Regions from separate parts of the Homo sapiens genome. Here region 1 is linked to region 2. A link is a loop called in an ENCODE intact Hi-C map of the cell type or tissue named here. Cell type or tissue: IMR-90. All regions are shown on one strand. Each heading gives the region's core, and the rest is flanking DNA. Links, peaks and the distances in the headings are about the cores only. Region 1 overlaps CDC42BPA (CDC42 binding protein kinase alpha). Region 2 overlaps CDC42BPA (CDC42 binding protein kinase alpha).

The links. A loop is a pair of places that touch in the nucleus more often than their neighbours do. Peaks named below come from ENCODE experiments on the same cell type or tissue, not always from the same donor. Only the 100,000 strongest peaks of a DNase experiment are listed, where the experiment ranks them.
Region 1: it touches region 2 in a loop (2.0-fold over the local background); 1 of 110 quality-filtered maps calls a loop at or near these places.

Annotation. Positions count from the first base shown.
Region 1 is chr1:227,248,469-227,261,927 of GRCh38, reverse strand. CDC42BPA (CDC42 binding protein kinase alpha) reads left to right here. Exons shown (of 37, transcript NM_001394014.1): 2 at 7,773-7,864. Among named protein-coding and RNA genes, the nearest start is that of CDC42BPA, 63 kb to the left of the region's middle. In IMR-90, for the core only: no CTCF peak of the experiment used is centred there; no DNase peak of the experiment used is centred there.
Region 2 is chr1:227,183,677-227,200,557 of GRCh38, reverse strand. It overlaps CDC42BPA (CDC42 binding protein kinase alpha), which reads left to right. Exons shown (of 37, transcript NM_001394014.1): 4 at 906-1,001; 5 at 6,624-6,772. Among named protein-coding and RNA genes, the nearest start is that of CDC42BPA, 130 kb to the left of the region's middle. In IMR-90, for the core only: no CTCF peak of the experiment used is centred there; a DNase peak (open chromatin) is centred at 8,177.

The sequences.
Region 1 (13,459 bases), core at 2,619-6,618, 65 kb before region 2:
TCTTTACCACATGGGCAGTATGGATTCAGACTCCAAACCCTCATGTTTTCCTCTTATGCTGCCCCCCACCAACACCCTAGGTTGCTTCACTGGACAAGAATCAGAATTTTTATTATTCCCTGACATGGGGAAAGGGTCCTGGTTTTAATGAGAGGTAATCATTCCAGTCCTCTACCTCTGTTAAGCCACCAGCAATACCTTCATTCGTTGTGGATCGAATGATCCCTAACAGGCACCTGTTAGGGCCTGTGTCCAGGACTTTTGCTTTTGCAGCATCTATTCCTGTGTTTAAAGTTTTGATTATTTTTCTTTATTTCTAATTCTTGGGGATTTCTCTTCCTTTCTTCTCCTTCATTAGTTTGATTGTATATTTAAAATCTCTCATGGTTGTTTGTTTTATTTAGCATTTCTATGTGTATTTGTGTATGTGTGGGTCTGTGTTACTGCTTACTGTGTTGTCAAGCCCATATATGCACAAGGACTATTTTGAAACTTTGTTTAATAATAACTCAGGCTAGGTGCAGTGGCTCAGGCCTGTAACCCCAGCATTTTGGGAGGCCAAGGCAGGCAGATCACCTGAAGTCAGGAGTTCAAGACCAGCCTGGCCAACATGGTGAAACCCCGTCTCTACTAAAAATACAAAAATTAGCTGGGCATGGTGGCACGCACCTGTAATTACAGCTACTTAAGAGGCTGAGGCATGAGAATTGCTTGAATCCTGGAGGTGGAGGTTGCAGTGAGGTGAGATCACACCACTGCACTCCAGCCTGGGCAACAGAGCGAGACTCTGTCTCAAAAAAAAAGAAAAACTCAATTATTCTGTTAAAAAATTTTAATATGAAAGATACTGGTGCTTAAAGGTGAATAATACTGTTTTTAACCTTCATGTGTCTGTGATTGTAAAAAGTCTCAAATATACCACCTGTAACTTTGTTCTTTGTATATTTTAACTCATTAATGTATAGTCACAGTATTACAGAATTTAGACACAGAGCCTGGCATAATTGATAACAGTTTTAACATGGCTTTATTAACTACTCTTTTCTCATTCTTCCCTATTCTCTTCTAGTCTCCCTTTTGCATGGATTATTCTCTTTTCCTGCCCTACTGTTGGTTCCAGATTCTTATGTTATTCCATTGCAGATAAGGGAGAAGAAGAATGGTAGAATGGAAACCCACTGGAGAAATTCGAGACGAAAGAGAAGAAGGAAAATAATGGGTGAAGGGAAGGTTAAAATTTCTTGCTCCAGCACTCTCTGTTCTCTTCCAGGCCTTATCTTACTCCTTCAGACTCTGTCTTCATTTCTCATCTTTTCTTCTCACTTATGCCTCTGCCTTTCCACTCTCTCTTTCTATTGGACACTTTCTTTCTGACACCATGGTAGCTATCACTAGTGGCTTGCAATCTATGTTCCTACCACCTGGCCAGTAGTTGTAGGGAGGAAGGAGGTTGGATGGGAGAATTGAAGGAGACTCTGTTGTTGGATCTTGGGCTACACAGAGTAGGGAGAAAGATGTACCTTGCAAGGTATACCAGGCATTTTGTATTGGAACTTTGAGTTCTTTTTCTTCTAGAATTATTCATTTATCTGTTCATTAAACAGTAAACAATGAACCCCAGGCAGTGTTTTAGGAACTCACATAGAAACATACTTTGTTCTTTTCAGTTTCAGAGATCTTTTTTATTTAACTTAGAATTATTTCACTTTTGAATCTCTTAATTTCAGCATCTGTATTTATTTCAAACCTTTTGGGAATAAAGAGGCAACTTGTTATGTTGGAAAGGCTTTTGGAGCCTGATAGATCTGAGTTTTAATCCTGTCTTTGCCACTTACTAGGTATTTAATATTCAGGAATTTATATTATCTTTCTAAACCTTTTTTTTTTTTTTCTGTAAAATGGGAAGTTCTTAGTATGGTACTTGGCTTAGATGGCTCCCAATAAAATAATGCCTGCTAAGATTATTATTATCACACAGAAAGTTTGTCCTTAGTACCAAATCAATTTTTTTTGTTTTTGTTTTTGTTTTGCCAAGAAGTACTTTTAAAACTAGAGTACATTAAGACAATGATTAAAGGATTCTGTTTTGTTTATTTTTATATCACATTCTTGAAGTTTGGACAAGTTGTCATAATTTACATAAAACTATTACTTCTAAGCTATTACTTCTAAGTTGGTGTGTCCTTCTCTGAGCTAGCAGTGTCATAGTAGTACTGTGACTTACTAGTCAAGTTTAGGCCAGCAAGTCACATACTATGTTTAGGCCTTATAATATTAATGAGGGTTAATAATATGTACCTTATGGATTTTATGATAACTAAATTACGTATTAGTTTGGAAGCTAACCGTGTCTAGTTGTGAGCTAAAAACCAAGTATTTAGTGTAAGATTCAGGCTTGTTCGGGAAATACAAGGCGGGGATGCAATCAAATGTCAGGAATCGCCAGAACACCGGGAATAAGGAAGCTATCGGAACACTTCCTTTTCTCATTGTCTTTGCCTTTCTCTATGCATCTGCTTTGTTTTTCTCTTTCATTATGTGGAACTGATTTTCTCTTTTGCTTTTAGAGTCATAGTAGGATGTTTGCCTCAACACTTGCTGAGTTTGTATGTTAATTCTTGTAATCATCTGCAGAGACTGACTCTGAGTTAGGTTTGAAATTACTTGTCCCCCAGCTTAGGTCAGATTTCCATATTGGTTCAGTTAACACTGGCCAGTTAAATGGGGCCTCACAATATGCACTTGGCCCACCCCTGAGAACTGAGGGGGAGATTTTCAGAAAAAGGGAGGGAGGCGGCGTGGCAGATACCTCAGAAAGTGTGTGCCACAAGTGAAGTCATTTAAGTATACAGCACTGAAGAAAGTCAAGGTATTGTTATCATTAGATGATGTAGTACTTTGTGAAATATCACTAATAGCATCTATTCAGAATAGCATGTCATTTATCTACCAGCGCAACAGATCTGATTAGTCCCTTATATGCCCTTGATTTTTGTCAAGGGCAGTAGCGTAGTGATTATTATATCTTTTTCAATTGTTGTAATGAATATAAAGTCTTTTGCAATTTGTCTTTTATATTCAAAATTATTTTAATCATAGAGTGTGCTTGAAATGAACTTTTTGGTGGATATAATTTTTAAGAACATATCTTTGTATAAAAGCACTTTTGTTAAATATTGCTAATGAACTTTTTTCAGGAATAAGTTGAACGTATAATCAGTTTTTTTTCAAATGCAGCATAGAAATAAGAAATATTCAAGTAATTGATACATGATTCTTTTGGTTCTATCATTGAATTTCTGAACTCTCAGCTATAACTTGTTAAGGCATCTTTTAAATTATCCCAGACATTATGAATGGAGTGCTCAGTAATGATTTGTATAACCCTTAGCTTTGTTTTGATTCATTTTCTTTATACTACTTAGGGTATCATCATATGACAAGATAACTGTATACCCCTGTATAGACACTTAATATTGTTAATATTTATTGTTCTGTGTTCATATTTACCCCAAATTAGAATAGTCAATAGGTATAATTTACCTGAAGTGTCAGCTCTGCAGCACACTTTTTCTGAATTTCTGATTTAGTCTGGGTGGGGGAGCTAGGTTTCGGTTTAAGGATGCCTTTGTTTTGTGATTTTGTGATATAGTAGAAATCAAAACTGCTTTTAAGTATAGAAGACTGGTGTTACAATTATTTGGGGGGATAGTCAGGCTCCCATTTTCAGTTCTTTTTTTTTTTTTTTTTTCCCGGACAGGGTTTCACCCTGTTGCCCAGGCTGGAGTGTAGTGGCGCCCTCTAAGCTTACTGCAGCCTTCATCTCCTGGGCTAAAGTGGCCCTCCCACTTCAGTCTCCTGAGTAGCTGGGACTGCAGGCACAAGCCACCGTGTCTGGCCGATTTTTATATTTGTATTTTTGTAGAGACAGAGTTTTGCCACGTTGCCCACGCTGGTCTTGAACTCTTAGACTCAAGCAATCCGTCTGCTTTGGCCTCCCAAAGTATTGGGATACAGGCGTGAACCACCACACCCGGCCCCATTTTTAGTTCTAGTAGGTCTGTATGTATCTCCCACCTTGTCAAACTTGTGTGTAATTTTTTTTAAAAAAGGTTTCACCCACCTTGTCAAACTTGCGTGTGATTTTTAAAAAAGTTTTCTTCCTTTTTTTTTTGAGACAGAGTCTCACTCAATCGCCCAGGCTGGAGTGCAGTGGCATAATCTTGGCTCACTGCAACCTCCGCCTCCTGGGTTCTAGTGATTCTCCTGCCTCAGCCTCCCAAGTAGCTGGGATTACAGGCGCCCATTTACTACCATGCCCATTTAATTTTTGTATTTTTGGTAGAGACAGGGTTTCACCATGTTGACCAGGCTGGTCTTGAACTCCTGACCTCAGGTGATTCACCCGCCTTGGCTTCCTACAGTGCTGGGATTACAGGCCACTGTGCCCAGCATCTTCCTATTTTGTTTTAAAACAGCTTTACTGACATGATTGACATACCAAACAATTCACCTGTTTGAAGTATACAATTCAGTGGTTTTGATATCTTACTAATTTTTAAAAATTGTGGTAAAATACATATAACAAAATTTGCCATTTTGACCACTTTTACATGTACAATTCAGTGGCATTAAATTATATTTATAATATTATGTAACAACCATCACATAGCTGTCTCTAAAACTTTTTCATTATCCAAAGAGAAATTCTGTAACCATTAAGCCATAAGTTTTCATTCTCCTGTCCCCCAGCCCTTAGTAACCTTTAATCTACTTTCTGTCTCTATGAATTTGCCTATTCTAGATATTTCATTTAAGTGACATAATATATTTGCCTTTTAATGCCTGTCTTACTTTACTTAGCATGTTTTCAAGATTTATCCACATTATAGCACGTATCAGACCTTAACTTCATTTTAAAGCTGCTTAACATACTGGTGTGTGTGTGTGTGTGTGTGTGTGTGTGTGTGTGTGTGTGTCTGTATATATATATCACATTTTGTTTATCTGTTCATCTCTTGATGGACATTTGGATAATTTCCACCTTTTGGCTACTGCGAATAATGCTGTCATGAACATCATTGTACAGATATCTGTTTGAATCTCTTCTTTTGATTCTCTTGGGTACATAGGAATGGAATTGCTGGGATATGTTGGTAAATCTATGTTTAGCTTTTTGAGGAACTACCCAACTGTTTTACAAAGCAGCAGTAACATTTTATATCCCCTCTAGCAATGAATGAGGGTTCCAGTTTCTCCACATCCTCTTCATCACTTGTTATTTTCTGTTTTATTTAATTAATTTAAAAAATTCAGCTATTGTAGAGGTTGTGAAGTGGTATCTCATTGTGGTTTTGGTTTTCATTTCCTTAATGATTAGTGATGTTGAGTATCTTTTCATATGTGTTTTGGCCATTTTTATATATCTTCATATATATATTATTTTACTTTTAAGTTCTGGGATACATGTGCAGAACATGCAGGTTTGTTACATAGGTATACATGTGCCATGGTGGTTTGCTACACCTATCAACCTGTCATCTGTGTTTTAAGCCCCGCGTGCATTAGTTATTTATCTAATGCTTTCCCTCCTCTTGGCCCCCACCCCAACAGGCCCCAGTGTGTGATGTGCCCCTCCCTGTGTCCATGTATGTTCTCATTGTTCATCTCCCACTTATGAGTGAGAACATGTGGTATTTGGTTTTCTGTTCCTGTGTTAGTTTGTTGAGAATGATGGTTTCCAGCTTCATCCATGTCCCTGCAAAGGACATGAACTCATTCTTTTTTCATTTTTATTTATCTTCTTTGGAGAAATGTTTATTAAAACTTTTGCCCATTTTTGAATTGGGGTTTTTTGTTGTTGACTTGTAGGAGTTCTTTGTATATTCTGGTATTAATTCCTTAGTAGATACATGATTTGCAAATACTTTTCCCATTCTATGGGTTGTCTTTTCTCTCTCTCCATATGAATTTTAGGATGAGTTTTTCTATTTCTGTAATGCCATTGTAATTTTGATAGGGATTGCTTTGAATCTGTGGATTGCTTTGGGTAACATTGTCATATTAACAATATTAAGTCTTCTTCCAATCTAGAATACTGGATGTCTTTTCATTTATTTAAGTCTTCTTTAATTTTTATCAGCAATATTCTGTAGTTTCCAATGTACAAGTCTTTCACCTCATTGGTTAAATTTATCTTTAAGTACTTTATTCTTTTGGATGCTGTTGCAAATGGAATTTTATTATTATTAATTCTTTTATTACTGCTTTTTAAGAGACAGGATCTTGCTGTTTTGCCCAGGCAGGAGTGCAGTGGTATGATCATGACTCATTGCAGCCTCGAATACCTGGGCTCAAGTTATCCTCCTGCCTTAGCCTCCTGTGTAGCTAAGGACTACAGGCATATGCCACCACGTTCAGCTAATTTTTTTCTCTTTCTCTTCTCTGTTGTGTCAATTCCAGATAGAAATCCTCTCTCTCTTTCCTTTCCTTACAAAACACAAATACAGAAATCCCTAGTGGACTTGACTAAGCAGTGTGGAATACCCGTTTTCGAAGCTAGTTAGAGCTAAATGCATACTTTTAGATCAGAGCAAACTGTATGACCTATCTGTTTCACTCCCCTAATGCTCAAATATGTATCTTTGATCTTATCACACTCTGGCTCCATGGAAGGAAGAGAGAAGACAGCTACACCCATGTATTATGATCCTTTAATCATATCAGTTCCTTTTTGTGTTAGAATAAAGAGGGACCTGAGGAGAGGAAAGGAGACACGTTTAAACTTCTCTTAGAGGCAGCAGAATATGTAATTGCTCTAATCATTAAACATTTTTAATTTACCAGTTAAAATTATTAATAAGATTACATCTAAATTCCTTTAATGAAATTCAAAGCCTTTTCCATTTTCTAGCTCTTATTTCTTTGCATTTCTTCTCACAATTCTTTACCATGGATTATTTACCATTAACACCCCAAATTCACTTCCTCGCCTCTCTTCATTTGCTTATATTGTTCCCTCTTGCCTGGAATATCTACATTGTCAAACCCAGGCAAAGCAGCAAGATTCTATTTAGTCCTCAAGGTTCAATTTATCTGTTATCTCCTTTGTGTGAAGCATTAGTATCCACATAATTAGTGTTCTATTCTCACTAATTCTGAAGCACTTAAAACTTTATCACATTATTAAATTTTGTGTCTGCATATATGCATACTTGTCTTTCTTGAATGAAGACTAAGAGTTTCTTGAAGGAAAGTATCATATCATAATCAAATTTTTAAAAACTCCAGTCATTGCCACCATGCTTTGTATACTGTAGACGTTTGCTAACGCATTTTAAAGGAACAAATGAATGAGCGTGAAAGAAACATGAGTTTACTTGGTGGGAATTGCTGAAGAGCTCTCTGGTGCCATGAAATCTGCTTTTATTTTTTATATCTTTGTGTTAAAATATATATTTAATGCTGATAGAATGTTAAAACTGGTCTCATTTTTACATCCCCCTTGCTTTGCATTCTTTTATATGTTATTTGGAGTTTAAACATACATTTCTCACCAAAAATGTAATTCATATGTAAGAAATAAAAGAAAATATATTGTTTTCTTAGGGAAATTAAATCTGTTTATTCTCATATAGTTTGGGATTTTTAAATATTTTGACAATTCTTAAATCATAATTTGAATTTTTGTGTAACTAAGAAACACCATTATTTATATCTAATTTGCATCACATTTTATTAAGAAAATAATTGATATTGCTCTTTCATTTCAGCTAAACCATTTACTTCTAAAGTGAAACAAATGCGATTACATAGAGAAGACTTTGAAATATTAAAGGTGATTGGTCGAGGAGCTTTTGGGGAGGTAAGAGATTAAGATTTGATAGAAGGTCTGCTAATTATTTTGGAAGCTGTTGAACACAATTGTGAGAGAATTTAACAAGTATTGTTACTTGTTACTTGTTAAACAATATTTGTTAAGTTGTGATTGATGTGATTGATTGTGCTGTTGTGATTGATATAATAGCTCAGAAAATAAAGTGTTGAATGAAATATTTCTACTGGGAATTTTTTCTAAGATCATGTTTTCACATGTACTTCATATGTCAATGTAAATATGAGTGTGTTTCTAGACTCTTCTTTTGTTCTGTTGGTCTGTCTTATTCTAGTTTATAAGGAATCTTGATACCTGGTAGTGTATATACTCTGACTTCCTTTTTCTCCCCCTCTCCCATCTCTCCTCCCCTGATATTTTCATAGTATTTTATTTTATGTATGAATGTATGTATGTATGTATGTATGTATGTATGTATGTATGTATTTATTTATTTTTGAGATGGAGTTTCCCTCTGTTGCCCAGGCTGGAGCGCAGTGGCATGATCTTGGCTCACTACAACCTCCACCTCCCGGATTCAAGTGATTCTCCTGCTTCAGCCTCCCGAGTAGCTGGGATTACAGGCGTCCGCCATCAGGCCCAGCTAATTTTTGTATTTTTAGTCAAGTTGGGTTTTTGCCGTGTTGGTCAGGCGGGTCTCAAATTCCTGACCTCAAGTGATCTGCCCACCTTGTCCTCCTAAAGGATATTTTCATAGTATTTTAGAATCAGTTTTTCAATTTCGACTCACTTGTAAAGATACACATGCACGCGCACGCGCGCGCGCTCTCTCTCGCTCTCTCTCTCGCTCTCTTTCTCTCTCTCCCTCCTCTCTCTCTCCTCTCTCTTCTCTTGTCTCCTCTCTCTCTCTCTTTTTTCCAGGAATTTGGGTAAAGTTTGTATTGAAACTGGAGATCAGTTTGCAGACAATTGGCATTTTAACAATACTACTGAGTCACCTAATCCATAGACGTGGTATATTCTTCCATTTATTTAGGGCTTTATAAATTTATCTCAATACCGTTTTGTAGTGTTCATTCAGTATAGAAGACCTCCACATCTTTCAGCAGATTTATTCCTGGATATGTGATAGTCTTGATATTATTTTAATTAGAATTGTTTGTGAAATTTCATTTCTTAATTGTTTTCTTGGTAGTAGTTAGAAGTAGAATTTAATTTTATTGATCTTATACCTTGTTATACTTTTCAAATAGGAATTTTGTTGAATTTTATTAATACTTTATCTGCATCTTTTGGGACACTCATGGTTTTTCTCCTTTACTTTGTTAATGTGTTGAATTATGCTGTTATATTTTCAGATGTTAAACAATCTTTGCATTCCTAAAATAAGCCCAACTGACTTGTGATATGTTACCCCCTTTATATGTACCAACGGACTTCATGTGCTTTTTGTGTGTTGATAGGATCTTTGCACCTGTGTTCTTCAGATAAATTGGCCTGTAATTTTCCTACTTCGAATGTTCTGATCAGATTTTGGTATCTTGGTTATACTGGTCTTACAAGAAGAGGGAAATGTTCCCTCCTTTAGTATTCTCCAGAAGAGTTAGTGAAGATTGTTATTATTTTTTTCCTGATATGCTTACAAGATTTAACTGGTGAAGCCTCTGAGACCAGAGGTTGCTAGTGAAAAAGTTTTAAATAATGTTTAATTTCTTTAATGGAAATAAAATGACTTGTTCTGTGTATGTATTAGTTTTGCTAGGTTTATCCATTTCATCTAATTTTTAAAACTTGTTACTGTATTGATCATTTCTCTCTCTTTTTATTTTTCTTGCTAGGGGTTTATCAGTTTATTATCTTTTCCATGAATTAACTTTTGGCCTTTTGAATTTTGTTATTGTAGATTTGTTTTCTGGTTCTTTAATTTCTGCACTTTATAATATTTTCTTTGGTTTTATCTTGCTATTCTTTTTCTGATTTTTCAAAATAGCATTGATATCTAGCCCTTCTTTTCAAACCTGTGTTTAAGGCTATATGTTTTCCTCTAAGCATTTTTAGCTATAGCAGACATATTTTGGTATGTCATATATATGTATATATTTTTTGCTTAAAATACAGTGTGATTTTAAATTTTTGTTTTTGATCTATGAATTTAAAGTTCATTAAAAAAATTTCTAAACATTTAGAAAATTTTCTAGTTTTTCTTATTGAGTTATAATGTAATTTAAAAGTGGTTAGAACGCATACTCTATGTGATTAGAATCCTTTGAAATTTGCTCTGCAGTGTTCTGTAAATATCAGTTAGGTCAAGTTCAAAATCTTGTTTAAATCTTCCATATCCTTACTGTCATTTCCTGAGGGAGGATTTCTTTATTTCTTTCAGTTTTTGCTGATAACAAATGTACAGTTATTATATCTTCCTGGTGATTAACTCATTCGCTATTATGGAGTGTTCCCATGATCTCTATAGTGTTTTTTGATTTAAATTTTCCTTAATCTGATATTAGTGGAACTACTCCAGCTCTTTTTTATTAGTATTTTCATTAAATATCTTATTCTGTCCTTTTCGTTTTAGCTTTCTATAAGCATATGGTATGTTTACTGTTCAGTAGAATATAATTAGATTTTGTTTTTTAATCAGTTAACATGTAATGATGTTACTACTTGTTTTATATTTGTTTTGCTCATTTTGTGTTGTTTTTCTCTCATTTCTTGCTTCTTCTTCGATTAATGGAATATTTTAAATCATACCTCCCAATTTTATCTTCTTTTATGTGTTCCCCTGGCAATTACCACATGTATCCTTGGTAAATTTATATTTTGCCAATTCCCATTTACCCAATTTCTACCTTTTTTTTTTCATTGCTGTCATATATTTTAGTTCCATTTATATTTGAAACCCCAACATATATATTGTACCTATTTATTTAGGTTTACCCACATATTTGTATTTTCTCTGCTCTTCACATTCATGTACTTCCCTTTGGGATCATTTTCCTTTTGACTTAAAAATTCCCTTTAATAGTTCTTTTTAATATTTAGAGACAAAGTTTTGCTTTGTCTCTCTGGCTGCAGTGCAGTGGTGTGATCATAGCTCACTGCAGCCTTGAATTCCTGGGCCCAAGTGATCCTCCTGCCTCAGCATCCTGGGTAGCTAAGACTATAGCTGTGCACCAGCATGCTTGGCTAATTTGTAAATTTTCTTGTAGTGACGGGGTTTTCCTACGTTGCCTAGGCTGGTCTCAAACTCCAAGGCTCAAGGAGTCCTCCTGCCTCAGCCTCCCAAAGTGCTGGGATTACAGTTGTGAGGCACTGTGCCTGGCCCTCTTTAGTATTTCTTCAGTGTAAGTCTGCTGATAACAAATTATCTGATTTTATTTGTCTGAAAATATATTTTTTGAGGTCCTAAAATTAAAAAAAATTGAAGTATATTATGGTATACACACACACACATACACACACACACACACTTCAGTTTCAAAAAATATACACACATATAACTCGATGGATTTTTACATTTTTTTAGGGTACAAAACAAGCAATAGCATTTTATTGTTATGCCATTTGACCATAGCATTCTTTTTTTATTTTTTATTTTTTTATTTGAGATGGAGTTTTGCTCTTGTCGCCCAGGCTGGAGTGCAGTGGTGCAATCTTGGCTCACTGCAACCACTGCCACCCGGGTTCAAGTGATTCTCCTGCCTCAGCTTCCCGAGTAGCTGGGATTACAAGTGCCCACTACCATGCCTGGCTAGTTTTTGTATTTTTAGTAGACATGTGGTTTCACCATGTTGGTCAGGCTGGTCTCGAACTCCTGACCTCAGGTGATGCACCCATCTTGGCCTCCCAAAGTGCTGGGATTAACAGGTGTGAGCCACCATGCCTGGCCTTATTATTATTATTTTTTTTAATTTTTGTGGGTACATAGTAGGTTTATATATTTATGGAGTACGTGAGATATTTTGGTACAGGCATGCAATGCTTAATAATTGCATCATGGAAAATTGGATATCCACGTTATTTCAAAATGGACATTCAAGCATTTATCCTTTGTGTTACAGAAAATCCAGTTGTACTCTTAGTTATTTCAAAATGGACAACTAAATTATTATTGGTCCTTTGTGTTACAAAAAATCCAGTTGTACTCTTTTAGTTATTTCAGAATGGACAATTAAATTATTATTGACTACAGTCCCCCTCTTGTGCTACCAAATACTAGGTCTTCGTCATTCTGTTTTTTTTGTACTCATTAATCATCCCCATCTCCTTTTTCTCCACATCCTCACCAGCATTTGTTATTGCCTGCCTTATGGATAAAAGTCATTTTAACTGGGGTGAGATGATACCTCATTGTAGTTTTGATTTGCATTTCTCTGATGATCAGTGATGTTGACCACTTTTTTCATATGCCTGTTTGCCATTCGTATGTCTTTTTTATAGAAAGGTCTATTCAAATCTTTAGCCCATTTTAAAAATTGGATTATCAGATTGTTTCCTATAGAGTTGTTTGAATTCCTTGTATATTCTGGTTATTAATCCCTTGTCAGATGAGTAGTTTGCAAATATTTCCTCCCATTCTGTGGGTTGTCTCTTCACTGTGGTTTGATTCTGTCTCTTCACTGTGGGTTGATTGTTTCCTTTGCTGTGCAGAAGCTTTTTAATTTCGTGTCATCTTATTTGTCCATTTTTGCTTTGGTTGGCTGTGTTTTAAGAAATTTTTGTGCAGACCAGTGTCCTGGAGATTTTCACCAATGTTTTCTTTTAGTAGTTTTATACTTTGAGGTATTAGACTTAAATCTTTAATCCATTTTGATTTGTTTTTTATGTAAGGTGAGAGATAGGGATCAAATTTCCTTCTTCTGCATATGGTTATCCAGTTTTCCCAGCACCATTTATTGAAGAGACTGTCTTTTCCCTAACATTCTTGGCACCGTTGTTGAAAATTAGTTCCCTGTATGTATGTGGATTTCCTTCTGGGTTCTTTATTCTGTTTCATTAATCTATGTGTCTGTTTTTATGTCAGTACCATGCTAGTTTGGTTACTGTAGCTCTGTAGTATCATTTGAAGTCAGGTAATATGATTCTTCCAGTTTTGTTCTTTTTGCTTGGGATAGCTTTGGCTATTCTGGGTCTTTTGTAATTCCATATAAATTTTAGGATTATTTTTTCTATTTCTGTGAAAGAATGTCATTAATACTTTGACAGGGATTGCATTGAATCTGTAGATTGCTTTGGGCAATATGGATATTTTAACAGTATTGATTCTTCTAACCCATGTACATTGAATATTTTTTCAGTTTTTTGTGTCCTCTTCAGTTTCTTTCATCAGTGTTTCATCAGTATATTGATGTATGTGTGTGTGTGTGCATACCTCACATGTATGTTTATATACTTCAATTAAAAAATACACATAGATAACTTGATGAATTTTTACATTTTTTTGTAGGGGACAAATAAATAATAGCATTTTATTCTTATGCCATTTGACCATAGCATTTGTGTTCTGTAGTTTTCACTGTAGACATCTTTTACTTCTTTGGCTGATTTAAATCCTAGGTATTTAATTTTATTTGTGGCTATTGTAAATGGGATTACTTTTTTCATTTCTTTTTCAGATTGTTCACT
Region 2 (16,881 bases), core at 6,171-10,170:
AGAACAGTCATTCTTGAGAAAAAAAAAAAATCAAATTGCAAAAGGATAAAATTATACCATTCACATAGATTTTTTTTGTTTTTGTTTTCTTTCTTTCTTTCGTTTTTTTTTTGTTTGTTTGTTTTTTAAGGCAAGGTCTCACTCTGTCACCCAGGTTGGAGTGCAGTGGTGCGATCTTGGCCCACTGCAACCTGTGCCTCCTGGGTTCAAGCAATTCTCCCGTCTTAGCCTCCTGAGTGGCTGGGATTACAGGTGTATGCCACCACACCCTGTTAATTTTTGTATTTTTGTTAGAGACAGGTTTTCACCATGTTGCCCAGGCTGGTCTTGAACTCCTGTGCTCAAGCAATCTGCCCACCTCGGCATCACAGAGTACTGGGATTATAGGCGTGAGCCACTGCGCCCGGCCCATGAAAATTTTCAAAACACAAATCTGTTGTTTGTAGACATATACATGTGTGATCAAGTCATATAATTGGACTATCCACTGACTTCAGATTATTACAGCAGGGGAGAAAGGGAAGAGAATGGGTTCACAGTTTGGAGTAGGAAGGATACAATTTACATCTTATTTCTTTAAAAAGATCAGAAGTAAATATGGCAAAATGTAGACATTTATATTATCTGGATGGTGGGTTGGTCCATGGTTCTTAAATTATTCTGTGCATTTTTCTCATTGTTTTGAACTATAAAAGTATTATTTAATATAAAATATATTTTTAAAAGGTACTATTCCAGTAGCCCAGTTTCTGAGGGTGGTTTGAAACTTGTGTTATTGAAATGTCTTATAATATCAGGTGTATTCCTTTTCCAGAACAGAAATAATATAATAAACATAGTAATTCTTTGTATATTTCCTAGTTTTACATAAAGTATGCTCTAAAAATTTTCTTTTTGTGTTTCAGACAGCATGTTTTCGTGAAGAAAGGGATGTATTAGTGAATGGAGACAATAAATGGATTACAACCTTGCACTATGCTTTCCAGGATGACAATAACTTAGTAAGAATCATTTTTGTATTTCTATATACTGTTTTTTTGTTGGAAGAATTAGCATTATTTTTATTTAAGCATTGTTTAAATGTAGGTTTCATATAGAAAATTAAGTGCATTTCATACAGGGTAAGTTGTTCACTTGATATGTGGTGTTTTTTTTTCTCCCTGGAAATTTGATACCTTTTCATTGGAATTCTTTATGCTTTTTAATAAGCAAGTCAAAACTAAATCCAAACATTTAATTTCCATTGGTTAAGTTCTATAGACGGTCTTCAGGAGTTTTTCATGATACCTTTAACACCAGTACCATTCCTCTTCCCTTGTTCCTGTTGAAGTCCAGCTAGTACTTTAAAATTGTGCTCAAATTCATCTTAAAATAATCATTTCCAGAATTTTCCACTGAAATTAATCTTTCTCATCTCATTCTAACTTTACATTTTTAAATTATTTTTATTACATAACTAACACATGTATCTCTGATTTTTTTTGATACAACTTTAAGAAACATTTAAATAGGCCGGATGCGGTGGCTCACGCCTGTAATCCCAGCACTTTGGGAGGCCAAGGCGGGAGGATCATGAGGTTAGGAGATTGAGACCATCCTAGCTAACACGGTGAAACCCCGTCTCTACTAAAAATACAAAAAAATTAGCCGGGCGTGGTGGTGGGCACCTGTAGTCCCAGCTACTCGGGAGGCTGAGGCAGGAGAATAGCCTGAACCTGGGAGGCAGAGCTTGCAGTGATAATGCCACTGCACTCCAGCCTGGGTGACAGAGCAAGACTCGGTCTCAAAAAAAAAAAAACACATTTAAATATGTTACATGGACTGTACCATCTTTACCTAAAATAAAATTAAAGGTTTTTCCAACCCCACTGGAAACAAGGAAAAAAAATAAAGGTTTATGCAACTCTATAATGCTCATGGGGTTTATCTGATTTCAGGCCAGATCTAGGTGTTCAAACAGTGTCATTACTAGTCTTTTATATCCCTTACATGCTTATAGAGTATAATAATGTTTTTTTAAACTACAGATTGTGACCCATTAGTGGGTAATAAAATCAAGTTAGTTACAAGCAACATTTTTTTTCTTTCTTTCTTTCTTTCTTTTCTTTTTTTTTTTTTTGTTTGCTGGATCTTGCTCTGTTGCCCAATTAGAGCTAACTGCTGTATCTGATTCCTGGGCTCAAGCAGCCCTCCCACCTCAGCCTCTTGAGTAACTGGGACTACAGGTGTGTGCCACTGTGCCCCACTAACTTAATTTTTTTGTTGTTGTTGTTAAGATGGGGTCTCAGTTTGTTGCTCAGGCTCGTCTTGAACTCTTGGCTTCAAGTGATCCTCTCAGCTTGACCCCCTAAGGTGTGTGGATTACAGGCATGAGCCACCATGCCCAGCCATAAGGAACATTTTTAAAGATTAAATAGAATAGAAAATGACAGAGTTCATGACAAGTAAGTAGTAAGAGTGAATATGGTCTCATGACACATTTCTTTTATAATATACTGAATTATCATATAAGCCATATATATTATTGTGGGTTATAGTGAGAATTGTGTAAAAACCATAGCATAGAGTTTTTTGTATGTGCTAGATGCATAGTTGTTAAATTGAATAGAATGATGTTTTAACTGGATTTATTATACTTAATATACAAAATTTTAGGGATGAATGTATCATGCAAAGATAATCTGCATGGGTTTGTTAATAACATTTGTAAGAACAAATTAAAACACATCCCACATCTTTGCCTAGAAAAATTATAGCAATGTATCATGATAATTTTCAAAATGTTTTCAAATAATGAATAAAATCCACTATGACAGTGTATTCTGTAATAGATAAATTTAACACTGCAGATTTGTGCATTGCTTAAAAGTCTACATTTTGGTATAAATATAGAAATAATTATATAATTTTGTAGGTATATTAATAGAAATAAAGTACCCAAATACCAAATTTTATATAGCAAAAAAAGCCTGAACTGTGATTTATCTCTCTCCTCTTGTTTAGTTTTATTTGCATTCTTCGTATTTGACATTAGGATTAACATTTCTTTTTCAAAGACATTTTTCAGGGAAAAATAGTCTGTATATACCCCTCAATAATTACTAAAATAGAATTAAAGACGTAACTGGAGGAGGAATGAAACACTCTAGTAGTCAAATCTCCTGTAACTTGCCAGTGTTTCTTTAGGGGAGCCTTCATCATATATTCATTCATCTCAAGAGTCAGAGGTCTTGGTTATCATCAAAGGTTGCCTTTTGAACATTTATACAATATTAGCAAAAATCATTAAAAAATGTCGACAAAGCTAATTTTAGATACCAAAAAAGGAAATTTTATTATATATAATTGTTTTTCAAAGTAACTTTTAACCCTGATAGCTTTTAAATTGCCAAGTAAAGAACATAATTTATAATGCTATATGGTTCTAGAAAGCTGTGGCAAATAACTTTCATTTCTAACCTACTTACTACAATAGTTTATGAAAAAATTTGCAATTATAGCAAGTAGACTTTTTGTGTGTTTCAGAAAAAGGCACATAATTTAATGAATGGTAGATATTATTATGTGATTAGATCTTTTTTTCTTTAAGAAAAGCTCATTAAATACAAAGCTGCTTAGTTATATCAACATTGACACATAAAATTTTTATCACTTACATAACACTAGAATATAATGAACCAGTGAAATTTGTTCGTTCTGTACTTTCTTATTAATTGTTTCCTGATTAGTTACTTTATGGTTGAGGAAAAAAAGGAAAATATCTTGCACTGACATATGTAACTTGTTTAAAAGGTGAAAGATACTTGAATTTTAAATTAATTGTAGTAACTCATATGAACTCTAAATTCTTTATAGGAATCCAATTTGTGAAGACAGAAATTATTAGAAAAGTAATTTTTTTAAGAAAAGTATTGTTTAGGGCCGGGCACGGTGGCTCATGCCTGTAATCCCAGCACTTTGGGAGGCCAAGGCGGGCGGATCATGAGGTCAGGAGATCGAGACCATCCTGGCTAACACGGTGAAACCCGGTCTCTACTAAAAATACAAAAAATTAGCCGGGTGTGGTGGTGGGCGCCTGTAGTCCCAGGTACTGGGGAGGCTGAGGCAGGAGGATGGCCTGAACCCTGGAGGCGGAGCTTGCAGTGAGCTGAGGTCACGCCACTGCACTCCAGCCTGGGCAACAGAGGGAGACTCTGTCTCAAAAAAAAAAAAAAAAAAAGTATTGTTTAATAGTAAAAAGAAAGCAAGGAGGATTAACTATAAGGTGAGGCTCTAAAGATTGACTGTTAATCTCTTTGTTATGGCAGCATGAGAATTAAAAGAGTTTCCTGATATTCCTACGAAGACTTCTAGAATTATATCTGTTCCTTGAAATGCTCATTTTGGGACACATAACTCATTTATTGCATGTTTTCAGATGTTTTAGCATTGTTTCATTGGACTGGAGCTCTTTTAAAAAAAAAATCCCCAAAGCTGCCATGGTCTTTTTAGTAATTTAACCAGTGATTCCTCAAATCAATGATTGTTGCTTTGGCTTTCATTTCCCTAGTGACTATTGAGGTTCAGCATGTATTAATTGGCTGATTGTGTTCCCTCTTATGTGAATTATCTGTTAATATTCTTAGCCTAGTTTTGTTGGATTGTTTGTCCCTCTCTTAACAATTGGAAGGGGCTCTTTATTTTAGGATTATATCCTTGACCTATTATGAATATTACCTCTCAGTCTATGTTTTTTAAAAACTTGTATAAATATACCTTAGCTACATTGGGTAATATTTTAAAAGTAGTTTGTGATTAGGAGTACCAAATATTCAATTTTACTATAAAATTAACCAATCAGAACAATATGATATAATAATATAGGAATAGGTAACCATAGCAGAATAGATTAGGAACAGATATAAGTATATTTGGGATCTTAAAATATGACGAAGGGACATTTCATTTGAATTGAGGAGAAAGAATGGATTATTTAACTGTTACTTTAGACTTTTAGTCTTATAGACTCTGTCTATAAGAAAATAGTCTTCACACTTTAATCAAAAGTAAATTGTCAGGATAGGGTCAGTTCAACGTTAGGGTACCCCGACGTGGTGGCTCACGCCTGTAATCCCAGCACTTTGGGACGTCCAGGTCAGGAGATCAAGACCATCCTGGGCAACGTGGTGAAACCCCGTCTCTACTAAAAATACAAAAATTAGCTGGGTGTGGTGGTGCGTGCCTGTAATCCCAGCTACTTGGGAAGCTGAGGCATGAGAATCACTTGAACCCAGGAGGCAGGGGTTGCAGTGAACCAAGATTGCGCCACTGCACTCCAGCCTGGCGACAGAGCAAGACTCTGTCTCAAAACAAACAAACAAACAAAAACGTTGGGCCTAGTAAATACAGCAAGTAGGCCAAAGACACAGGATTTTAAATATATTCTGCTTCCCTAATTTTCAAGGCTTTAAATATGCGAAATTAGTTTCTTTGGTTTAACACACATTTCCTATGTTTGTAATTTTAACATATAGTAATAAAAGGAATTTGAATTTTTTCAAGACTCTTTAAATCTTAATGTCAACTCAGTAATATCCCTGAAACAATATCTTCATTCTGTAATAAAACCTTAATTTCAAGGCATTCATGTGTCTTGTACTCACTAGCCTTCATGCTAAGTGCTACATTATCATTATTGTAGTTAGGTAGATGAGAAAATGAAATGTCACAGAGATTAATTTTTCAACATCCACTTACAACATGGAGTCAGTATTTGAATACAGGTTTCTCTGACTACAAAACCCATTTTTCCACTATGTCTAGTTTTCTCCCTCACTTAAAAATAATATATAATGTACACACAAATACACATGTATATGTAATACATGCTTATAAAGCAATGTAGAACATAAAGTTATAACATCAGCTGTAATCTAACAACCTACAGAATCTCAGTGAACAGTTTGATGTACTCTTCTCATCGTTTCTTTACACCACATACATACCCATAAGGATCCATATCTAAAATTAGTTGGCTTCTGTTTATTATATACACCTGAGAAAAGCCCATTCTGATATTTTTACAGTATTAGAAATGGGAAGAGACACATATGGTGATAATTACTATATTCTACGTAGTAGTGGTTTCTAAATGCTGATCTATAGGCTGATGCTGGTTCTAATAAAGTTCTTACTGATCCAAGGTGAAATAAGGAAAACATAATGATAATATGAATTTCTTTCAATGTAGGGACTATCCTGTATTCCAAGTTTTTTCTTTCATTGTTTTTTTGGGGGAGGGGGTGGATTCAAATGTTCATTCTTCTAAAATCTTGGAAAGCTGTGTTCCATTGTTGTAGGTGAAGATGATAATAATGATGATATTAGCTCTTTGCAAAATACAACAATGGTAACCCTGTGTTGTTCTCTGCCCCAGTCTTTAAAAATTTTGTTTTACTGCTGTATGAAATTTAGAAGTTTTGTAATGACTGCTGATCATCATCTTACACAGTTTCTTGTTAATTAGCAGCATATGTAATTAACTGCATAAATATTTGACCCAGTCCTGTTGACCTTGGGATACAGTATATTGATTTTTCACCCTTATTAGTTTACTGAGTACATTTTATTTTTTTCATTCACAGTACCTGGTTATGGATTATTATGTTGGTGGGGATTTGCTTACTCTACTCAGCAAATTTGAAGATAGATTGCCTGAAGATATGGCTAGATTTTACTTGGCTGAGATGGTGATAGCAATTGACTCAGTTCATCAGCTACATTATGTACACAGGTAAAACAGTCCTTCATTGTACCTGGCTGTGAGTTACCATGTAATATCTAGCAACAGAGGCCTATTTCTTGCCAGATTTATTAATTATGGTCTTGGATACATTTATCGTCAACCAAAAAAAATTATTTTGAGATGATTTTGGTTGTTTTGCTTTGTTGTTGTTATTATTTGTCAGCATTACAGAACCGATGTGCCTGCTTATACATACATGTACATGTATAGTATCTAAAAGTTGTCACTCCTAGAATAATAGACATTGGAGACTAGGAAAGGTGGGAGGAGGTGAGGGATGAGAAATTACCTATGGGTACAGGGTACACTATTCAAGTGATGGGTACACTATATTGCATAACTCACAACCACACAATATGTCCATGTAACAAAGCTGCACTTGTACCCCCTAAATCTATGAAAAAAAAAGTTCTCGGCCGGTCACGGTTGCTCACGCTTGTAATCCCAGCACTTTGGGAGGTCAAGGCGGGCAGATTACGAGGTCAGGAGATCGAGACCACGGTGAAACTCCGTCTCTACTAAAAATACAAAAAAAAATTAGCCGGGCGTGGTGGCGGGCACCTGTAGTCCCAGCTACTCGGAGAGGCTGAGGCAGGAGAATGGCGTGAACCCGGGAGGCGGAGCTTGCAGTGAGCCGAGATCCCGCCACTGCACTCCAGCCTGGGTGACAGAGCGAGACTCTGTCTCCAAAAAAAAAAAAAAAAAAAAAAGTTCTCACTTCCAGTCAGCATTTCTAGAAATCACTTCTTAAAAAACCACTCTTGTTTAAATGTACATATGAATTCCATCTCAAAAGGAGTATGCATTGGTCAGTTTCCTTATAGTTGAGTCTTACATATTTAAATTAGCTGGAATTCTAGACCATAAGTCATAGGTTCATTTGCTAAATAAGTCCTGTATTATATATTTTATGTTTCTCAAGAAAATACTTTCAAGGATTGTATGTGTCAAAAGAGATTTTTTTTGTATGAAAGTGATAATTTTGATGTTCATGGAGTAATTATAAACTATTAATACTTTATATTTAAAAATTTTAAAAATACCAGCATGAATTTGGAAGGACACACAAAAAATAAGAAATAAATTAAGGATATATTGGATGATTTAAAAGGTACCCTCACATTTTAAGAGGAAAGTAGGAAACAGCAGAACGTTGTTGGTGAATTAATCATTCAAATGAGAGTATCTTTGGATGGTGCAAAATGTGAGAAAGAGAAAGATGCTGAGGAGAAGTACGTAAAGGGATACTGCCAAGTTAGAAATAAACTAAACCATTTTCTAAGAGTGATTTTCAAACTTTGGCATGCATCTGAATCCTATGGAGGAAGGGTGGTTGAAACCCAGATTGTTGAGTCAGCTGCAGAAGTGCTGATTCAGTGGGTTGGGTCGGGCTGGGGAATTGCCATCTCTAACAAGTTGCCAGGTGGTGATGCTGCTGCTGGTGTAGTGACCACACTCAGAACTATGCTCTAAGACAGCAGTGACTGTTTCTTTTAAGTTTTGGGTGGTGAGAGTGATCTCTGAGAAGAACATGAATGTGGCAAGGAGTAGAATGTTTCTGTTTCAGTGTTTGCTTTTTAAGATGTGGGTGTCTTAATTGCTGTTTCATTTAATTAGTATTGAAGTTCTAAGACATTATTAAAGGAAGACTACTTTAATTAAACAATTTGTATTTTATCAGATCTCTGTTTGGCTTTTGCCTATTCGTGTGCTTTTCTCTGTGGGTATCTGATTGTCACAGTTTTTATTGAAAATAAAGATATGGAAATGCTTTGAAAATTGTACAATGCAGTTTTTTTTTTTTAATTTAAATTTTTGTAGAGATGGGGGTCTCACTGTGTTGCTCAGGCTGGTCTTGAACTCCTGGACTCAAGTGATCCTGCCACCTCAGCCTCCCAAAGTGTTGGGATTACAGGCATAGCTACCACTTCTTGCCACAGTGCAGCCTTAAAGATGGTATTGTGGTCTCAAGAGTCAGTTATAGAATGAGAAACGAAAGTGCTATTTTGTGGCTTAAACAGTAATCCAAAATCCTAGCTGAGGACTATCATTTAAAAATACTTACAGAAAATACTATTTCGTTGAATATTTGAAGAATGTTACTAAACATAGAGTCTTAGGCTTGTGGAATTGAGAGATTTCACCCAGTTTATATGTAATTCTTGAGAAGGAATAACTGCTTCTGAAAATTATATGCCTAGATTGGTGAAAGTAAATATGAGGTATTTGTAGTATCTTTCATTCTGCCAGGCTTGTTAGAGATACTGTTATGTGGACTGAAAACCATTTCAACCTTGAGCTCTGCTTAAGTACATCTAATTTTACAAGGTACTTTTAAATGAATCGTATTTATTCCATTGTTGGGCAGCTCTAATATTATAAAATTTTATTTTATATTAAGCTGAATTTCTTCTCTTCTCTTTTTTTTGAGACAGAGTTTTGCTCTTGTTGCCCAAGCTGGAGTGCCGTGGTGCGATCTTGGCTCACTGCAGCCTCCGCCTCCTGGGTTCAAGCGATTCTTCTGCCTCAGCCTCCTGAGTAGCTGGGATTACAGTCATGCGCCATGAAGCCTGGCTAATTTTTTGTGCTTTTAGTAGAGGTGGGTTTTCTCCATGTTGGTCGGGTTGGTCTCGAACTCCCTACCTCAGGTGATCTTCCCGCCTCAGCCTCTGAAAGTGCTGGGATTACAGGCATGAGCCACCGTGCCCGGCCTTGAATTTCTTTTTATTTTAGTCATTGGTTCTAGTTTTGCTTTTAGAGTCACATATAATTTATTTCTCTTCTAGTTATCATGCTTTCTGAAGTCTTCTTTAGGTTAAACATCTAAACATCTCTAGTTTCTCTGTTATAACAATTTGTATACACTTCCTACCTTCCTTGTCTTAACCCCCCACCACACACTCTGCCCATTCCTACACCTCTTCTCCCTCCCTCCTTTTCTCTACTTTTACCTTTCTGTGGATGCTCCATTGTGTTAATGTGCTCCTTAAAATGTTATTCTCATTTTCTGGATAGACTATTTTCAGCAAATGCTTTACTGAGGAAATATTTTTTGAGTCCTCTTTTATAAGTAACATTGTGCTAAACTATGTGGAATTGTAAGTAAGTGGGTATAGCATATAGTTGTGGCTTTTGAAAAGGTTTCAGTTGTTTGGAGGCACAAAACCTAAGATAGAAATAAAACTTAAAATACCACAAGTTAAATAATCATTTAAGGCCAAAGTATAAGAGATGATGGAGTGAGTCCAGACTGTGGATTGCTAAATGAGTTATACAAGCAAATTACAGTGAGCTCAAGAAATGAGTAATAAGTTTATTTCTAATGATCAGTTCTAATCCTTATTTAACTCTTTGTGCTATTCACTGTATTCTAACACAAATTCTGTGATTCAGATGTCATCTAAAATCGACGTTGCCCCATTTTATAGATGAGGAAACCCAGCTTCAGAGACATTAGTTAGTAAGTAGCATAGCCTAGATTAAAATCTAAGTCAGGCTTGTCTCCAGATTTATGTTCTTTGCACAACATCATGTTTTCCATAGAAGACTTTAATGGAGGGGCTTTGAAGGATGAGAAGACTCTGTAGGCAGATAGGAAGACATTCAAGATAGGTGAATGGTAGGAGAAAAGCACATAAGAAGGTAAATAGTAGTTTTGGAAAATACTTAATAGACTAGTTTGGCTAGAGAAAAGAGTTCATGTTGAGTTTAGTAGGAGATTAATTTGTAAAGAGATTTTGGTTCTTATCATGGAACTCTTGAATGTCACAGACTTTGTATCTTGGTAGCTAATAAACTACAATGAATTTCAGGCAATGAAATTTGAAGGTAAACTTCATGTCTTAGAGTTTTATGAAATTTATCAAATTTCCAAATGTGTTATAATTCATGAACTTAAAATATAGGGATGTGGAGAATACAACAAGGGACTAGTGAGACTGTTGTGTTTAAGGAAGGAGATACTCTCCTTTTTCTTGTGTTCTTTTTAAGGAAATATATTTCTAGACTTGTAAAAGTATGTTGTTTGTCTTCTATCAGCACAAAAACTCGCATATGAAAAAATTTGCACAAAGGTTTAACAAGAGCAATGGAAAATAGCAAATGGTACGAATAATTAAAGTAAAATATTTTCTAATAACATTGAGTAGCCAAAAAGCACTGGACTAGGAATCAGAAGATTTAATTCCATCACCTATCAGATTCCCCATGTGTTAAAGGAGGATAATAAATAATGTTTACTCTGCTTGTTTTGCCAGACTATTGGGAAGGTGAGATGAAATGTGTATATGAAAGTGTTTTGACAGTATAGACAATATGCCATTGCAATTAGGGAAACATCTTTTTGCATTATAAATTTGAGGCATTAAAATTATTATAAATAAGATAGTTTCATCCTTTGGTTCTATAATTCTAAATACATTTTTCTGTCTAGGTCTATTGAGAATATTTCTTACTCTTACTTAGTTTTCATTTCTGATTTTCCCTTCCTTTCTTTGGGCAGTATTTTTCATAAGCTTTTGTGTGTGCTAAATTTTATTTAAGAAATGCAGGGGTATAAGCATATATTTCTAAATTTGCTTGCATTTCCTAAGGAAAGTTTTACAACTGGGATACACCGGCAGTTGTAAAAATGGTTGCCTAAAGAGAGTAGGGTGGAGAGAAAGTGGGATGGACAGGGATAGGAATGAAAGCTCAATTTCTAAGTGAATACCCTTTTCATATATACTTTTTAAATCAGTAAACTTCCTTATTTAGAGCAGTTTTAGGATCTTAGAAAAATTGAGTGGAAAGTATAGAGTTCCCCTTATATCTACTCCCGCCCACCACACACACACACGCACAGCCTCCCCCACTATCAACATGCCTTACCAGAGTGTGGCACATTTGTTAACATCAATGACCCTTCATTATCACCTAAGTCCATAGTTTACATGTTTACATTCGTGTTCTCTGTTGGTGTTGTACGTTCTGTAGGCTTTGACAAATGCAGAACAACGTGTATCCGCCATAATAGTATTATGCGGAATAATTTCACTGCCCTAAAAATGCTCTGTGTTCCACCTCTTTATTCCTCCCTTCCCGCTAACCCCTGGACATGACTGATCTTTTTACTGTCTCATAGGTTTGCCTTTTCCAGAATATCATATAGTTGGAATCGTACAGTTTATAGACTTTTCAGATTGGCTTCTCTCGCTTAGCAATATTTAAGGTTTGATAGCTCATTTCTTTTTAGTGAGTAACATTCTATTGTCGGCATGTACCATAGTTTTCCATTTACCTACTTAAGGACATCTTGGTTGCTTCTAAGTTTTGGGAATTGTGAATGAAGCTGCATTTTATATGATTGCTTTTTTTTTTTCCCTCTCTCTCTTTTTAGCATTTCAATTATACTTCTATTTTTTAACTTTTCTTAATGGTTACCCTAGAGTTTGCAATATAAATTTACAACTAATCTCAGCCCACTTTGAAATGACATGGTACTGCTTCATAGGTAGTGAAGTACCTTGTAATAACAGAATAATCCTAATTCCTTGTTCTTGTCCCTTGTATCATTGCTGTCATTTATTTCATGCATAAGTAATAATTCATATTTGAGTACATTGTTGGCATTCTTTTGATCAAACTGTTATCTTTTAGACTAATTAAAAATAAAAGGTAAAAGTTTTTATTTTACCTTCACTTATTCATTCTCTGATGCTGTTCCTCTCTTTACATAGTTCTGTTTCTGATTTGTATCATTTTTCTTCTTTTTGAAGAACTTTTCAATTTTTCCTGAAATATAGTTTTCCTGGCAACAAATCCCCTCAGTTTTTGTTTGTCTGAGAATGTATTTCTCTTTCACTTTTGAAGGATAATTCTGCAGTATATGAAATCATAGGTTGGTGAGGCTTTTTTTTTCTTTTAAATATTTCACTTCACTCTCTTCTTACTTGCATGATTTTTAAGGAATCAGATATAATTCTTATCTTTGTTCCTCTATGCATAAGGTGTTTTTTTCCTCTGGCTTCTTTCAGGGTTTTTTTCTTTATTTTTTTATATTCTGTAGTTTGAAAATGGTGTGCCTAGGTATAGTTTTTTTTTTTTGGGGGGGGGGTGGGGGGTGCCATTTATCCTTCTTGATATTTTTTGAATTTCCTGGCTCTGTGGTTTGATGTAGGAAAATTTTGGGGAATTATCAGACATTATTGCTTCATTCCATTTCCTTCTGGTATTCCCATTACATGTAACTTATACCTTTTGTAGTAATCCCACAGTTCTTGGATATTCTGTTCTGTTTTTTTTTTTTTTTCCAGTCTTCTCTTTGCTTTTTTCATTTTGAAGTTTCTATTATATTCTCAAGCTCAGAGATTCTTTTCTAAGTGGTGTCTAGTCTACTAATGAGCTCATCAAAAATATTATTTATTTCTGTTAGTGTTTTTGATCTCTAGCATTTCTGATTCTTTCTTAGACTTTCCATCTTATTTATCTGTTCTTGAGTGTTGCCTACTTTAACCATAAAATCTTTAACATATTAATAATAGTTTTTAAAATTCCTGGTCTGATAATTGCAACATTGTTGCCATATCTGACTCTCATTCTGATGTCTGTCCAGTCTCTGTCCCGTTTTTAGTATGCCTTGTAATTTTTTGTTGAAAGACAGATATGATGTTGTTAACCTTAAATAACAAGATTAGAAAATAAGTATAGACTTTGAGCCCAAAGCTTGAGGATGGCCACCAGAGAGCATAGATTCTATTTGCCTTGAATATACATTCTGATTAGCAGTGTTACAAGTGGGTTTTTAAGGAAAAAAGAAAAGGCAGTTCCTAAGTTGTTACCAAGAATTTACATTAAAATATCAGAAGCTCTTGGTTAGCTATACATTCGTTCTTTGTATCACAAACTCCAGGAACGAGAAGACGATGGGTGAGACAGGTAGCCAGTAAAATGCCTTCAAACAATTGCCCCTGGGTTTGAGGGGCCAGTGACTGAAGTCCCATATTCATGTCTCTCTGGGCCTACTAAATTTTGCATGCCTCACATAGCTCAGACTGCTTTGAGCTCTTTTTCTTTTCTCAATGTATTGGGCAAAAGGAATTGCAGTAAGTGGGCCTTGAGTGATGTAGTGGCAAGGGGCGTGTGTGTGCATGTATGTGTTGGTAAGGGGCCATTCTGTGGTCCTATGATTAGGTCCCAATCTTTAGTGAGGCTTTGAGACTGCACAGTGAACACCAGGGCTTCTCAGCTTCTCAGTACCCCTGCCACCTCTGTACCTCCCTTCCTGCCTTCCTGCTTAGTTGGGACAGGATGGCTAGAAGGTGCCAGACTTGGGTATTGCCCCTCCTTCTGGTAGGTTAGTCTCTGATAATACCCCAGCAGGTTAGGCTCTGAAAAATTCCAAACAGATTAGGCTCTGTTAAAATAGTTTCTCCTGAGGGCAGGCCTTCTTAAGAAGAGAATACTCTGGCATATTTCAGAATGCAGCAGATATTCTCTTTTCTCCTCCCTCTGTTGGAAGCATGAGGGTATGTTTCTCTGGTATTCACTATGAGGACCTGGTTGAGCTCTTAGTGGTAAAACTCAAAAATAAATGTGCGGCCTCCCTATGACTGGGCTGCCTTTGGAGTTTTTAATCTTTCAGGCTTGTCCACACTGAACCTCCAGCAATTCTTCAGTCACAGTTTAGGTTTTCCTAACCAGGCACTGGTTCTCTGCAAGGTTTCTGCTGTGGGTTTTTAAACTGCCAAGTTGTGATTCTCCATAGCCACCTGTCTGTCCAATTTGGGGACAACAGTTTGCCCTGTGACCTTACTTCTCTTACATATCTAAGAAGAGTTGTTGATTTTTCAGTTTGTTCAGGTTTTTACTTTTTGTTAGGATGCTGTGGTGACTTCTGGACTCCTTACATACTGGAAGTGGAAGTCTCCCCATAATCTTTTAAAACTTAGATTTCAAAACAACATGTTTTATCATTGTGATACGGCTCTGATGAGTGGAGGAACACCAGATTCTTCCTCTTAAGTTGAATTAGAAAAAAAACGACATGGACACACGTGGAGTAGTTTTAAGGAGCAGGGAGTTTAATAGGCAAGAGAGAAGGGGGAGGAAAGAAAGAAAAAGCTCGCCTCTACAGAGACAGAGGGAGGGGGGCTCCAAAGCCAAGAGACAGAACCCCACTTTCAGGTAGTATCAACCAGCTATACTGGAAGGCTGGAGGAGGCAGTGTCTGATTTGCATAGAGCTCAGGGCATTGGTTTGACCAGGCATGTCATTCACGTAGCCGGCGAAAAAACTGGCCCTCCCACCCTCTCTTTTTAATATGCAAATGCGGGGCACCATGATGTTCCAAACACGTGGGGATATGTAGGGGCAGCCATACTGCCAGGCACATGTGGGGGCAAGGGCAAGAGGACAACGGTGGGAATCGCCATGTTAGGTGGACCCAGTTTCTAATGGCTAACATTTGCATATCAAAGGTTGCCAGCCCGGGTCTAAGACCCAAGGCTTTCATTCTAGATAAGAGCTGCGAAAAATCTTCCAAGGACCCCTTTTTTTCCTATGTGCCTAAAATAATTTCTTAATAACTCCTACCTCAATTGAGGGTACAGCAACCAAGAACTTTGTTTTTTTAAAAAAAAAAATTTCTTGTAAAGATGAAAAGATTTCCAAAGATGCTAATTAAAGTGTTAAATGACTAGCTGGAAAAATAACAGCTTGTTATTTTATTGAGAAACCTAAGAACGGTATGATGTTATAAAGATAAACACTCAAAGGGGCTATTACTATTATTTTCTACTGAGAATTACCCCAGTAGCCTTCTCCCTTTTGAAGGAGGCAGGGAAATGATGCAGTGGTATTGAGGAGTGAAGAAAAATGGTATTAGTAGAGCAGCTAATAATACTGGTGCATATTGTTTGGAGGAAGTAGAAATAATGAGTGGCTAGTAGATTTGAAATGCTTTAAGCATTAAAGATGTCAGTTCTTCCCAAATTGATCTACAGACTTAGTCTTTATTCTTTATTTTTTTTTCATGTTCTTTCATGAGGTGGCAAATCTATAGGTTTATTGCAGTCTCTCAAAATCCTAGCAAGATTCCTTTAGATAGAGACAAGCTTATTTTAAATTTTATATGGAAAGGCAATAGAACTGGAGTAGTTAAACAGATTTTGAAAAAGGAGAATAAAGTGGAAAGAATCACTCTACCAGATATTAAGCCATGCTATATTGCCACCTTAAGCAGGACCATGAGATAATTGCGATGTAATAAACACACAGATCATTGGACGACATTAGCAAGCCCAGATGTAGGCTAACAGAGGTATTTTCAACTGATTTTGAGAAAGGTGCAAAAGCAAAAATAATCTTGAACAAATGGTGCTCAAATAAGAGACCAAAAAAAAAACCCCAAATAACTTCCCCAAAGCTCTCATAAATACAAAAATTAATTCAAAATGGGTCATGGATTTAAATGTACAACATAAAACTATAAAACTGTTGGAAGAAAATATTGGAGAACATTTTCTGGATCTAGGGCTTGGTAAGGAGTTTTTAGATATGACAAAAAAAATCAATAAAAATGAATAAATGGGACTTCATTAAAATTAAAATTATGTGCTCAATGAAAGACCCTGGTAAGACTATAAAAAGACAAGCTACAAAGTGGGAGAAAATAGTTGTCAACATACCTTACAAAGGTTTTATATCTAGACTATATAAAGAACTCTCAAAATACAATTAAAAAGCCCAAGCAATCTAATTACAAAATAGGGAAAAGACAATAGACATTTCACCCAAGAGGAGATAGAGATGGCAAGTAAGCACATGAAAAGATGTTCAATATACTGATATTGAATTTTACGAAAATGCCAGTTAAAACCATAATGAGATATTATTACCCACCTGTTTGAACAGTTAAAATAAAAAGTAGCTAATACTAAATGCTAGCAAGGATATGGAGAAAGTGGATCTCTTACATGTTGCTGGTAGAAATAGAAAATGGCACAGCTACTTTGGAAGACAGTTGGACATTTTTTAAAAGAAGTTAAGCATGTAACATGATCTGACCTGTCAGTTACATTCTTGAGCATTTATCCCAGACAAGTCAAGATTTATATTCA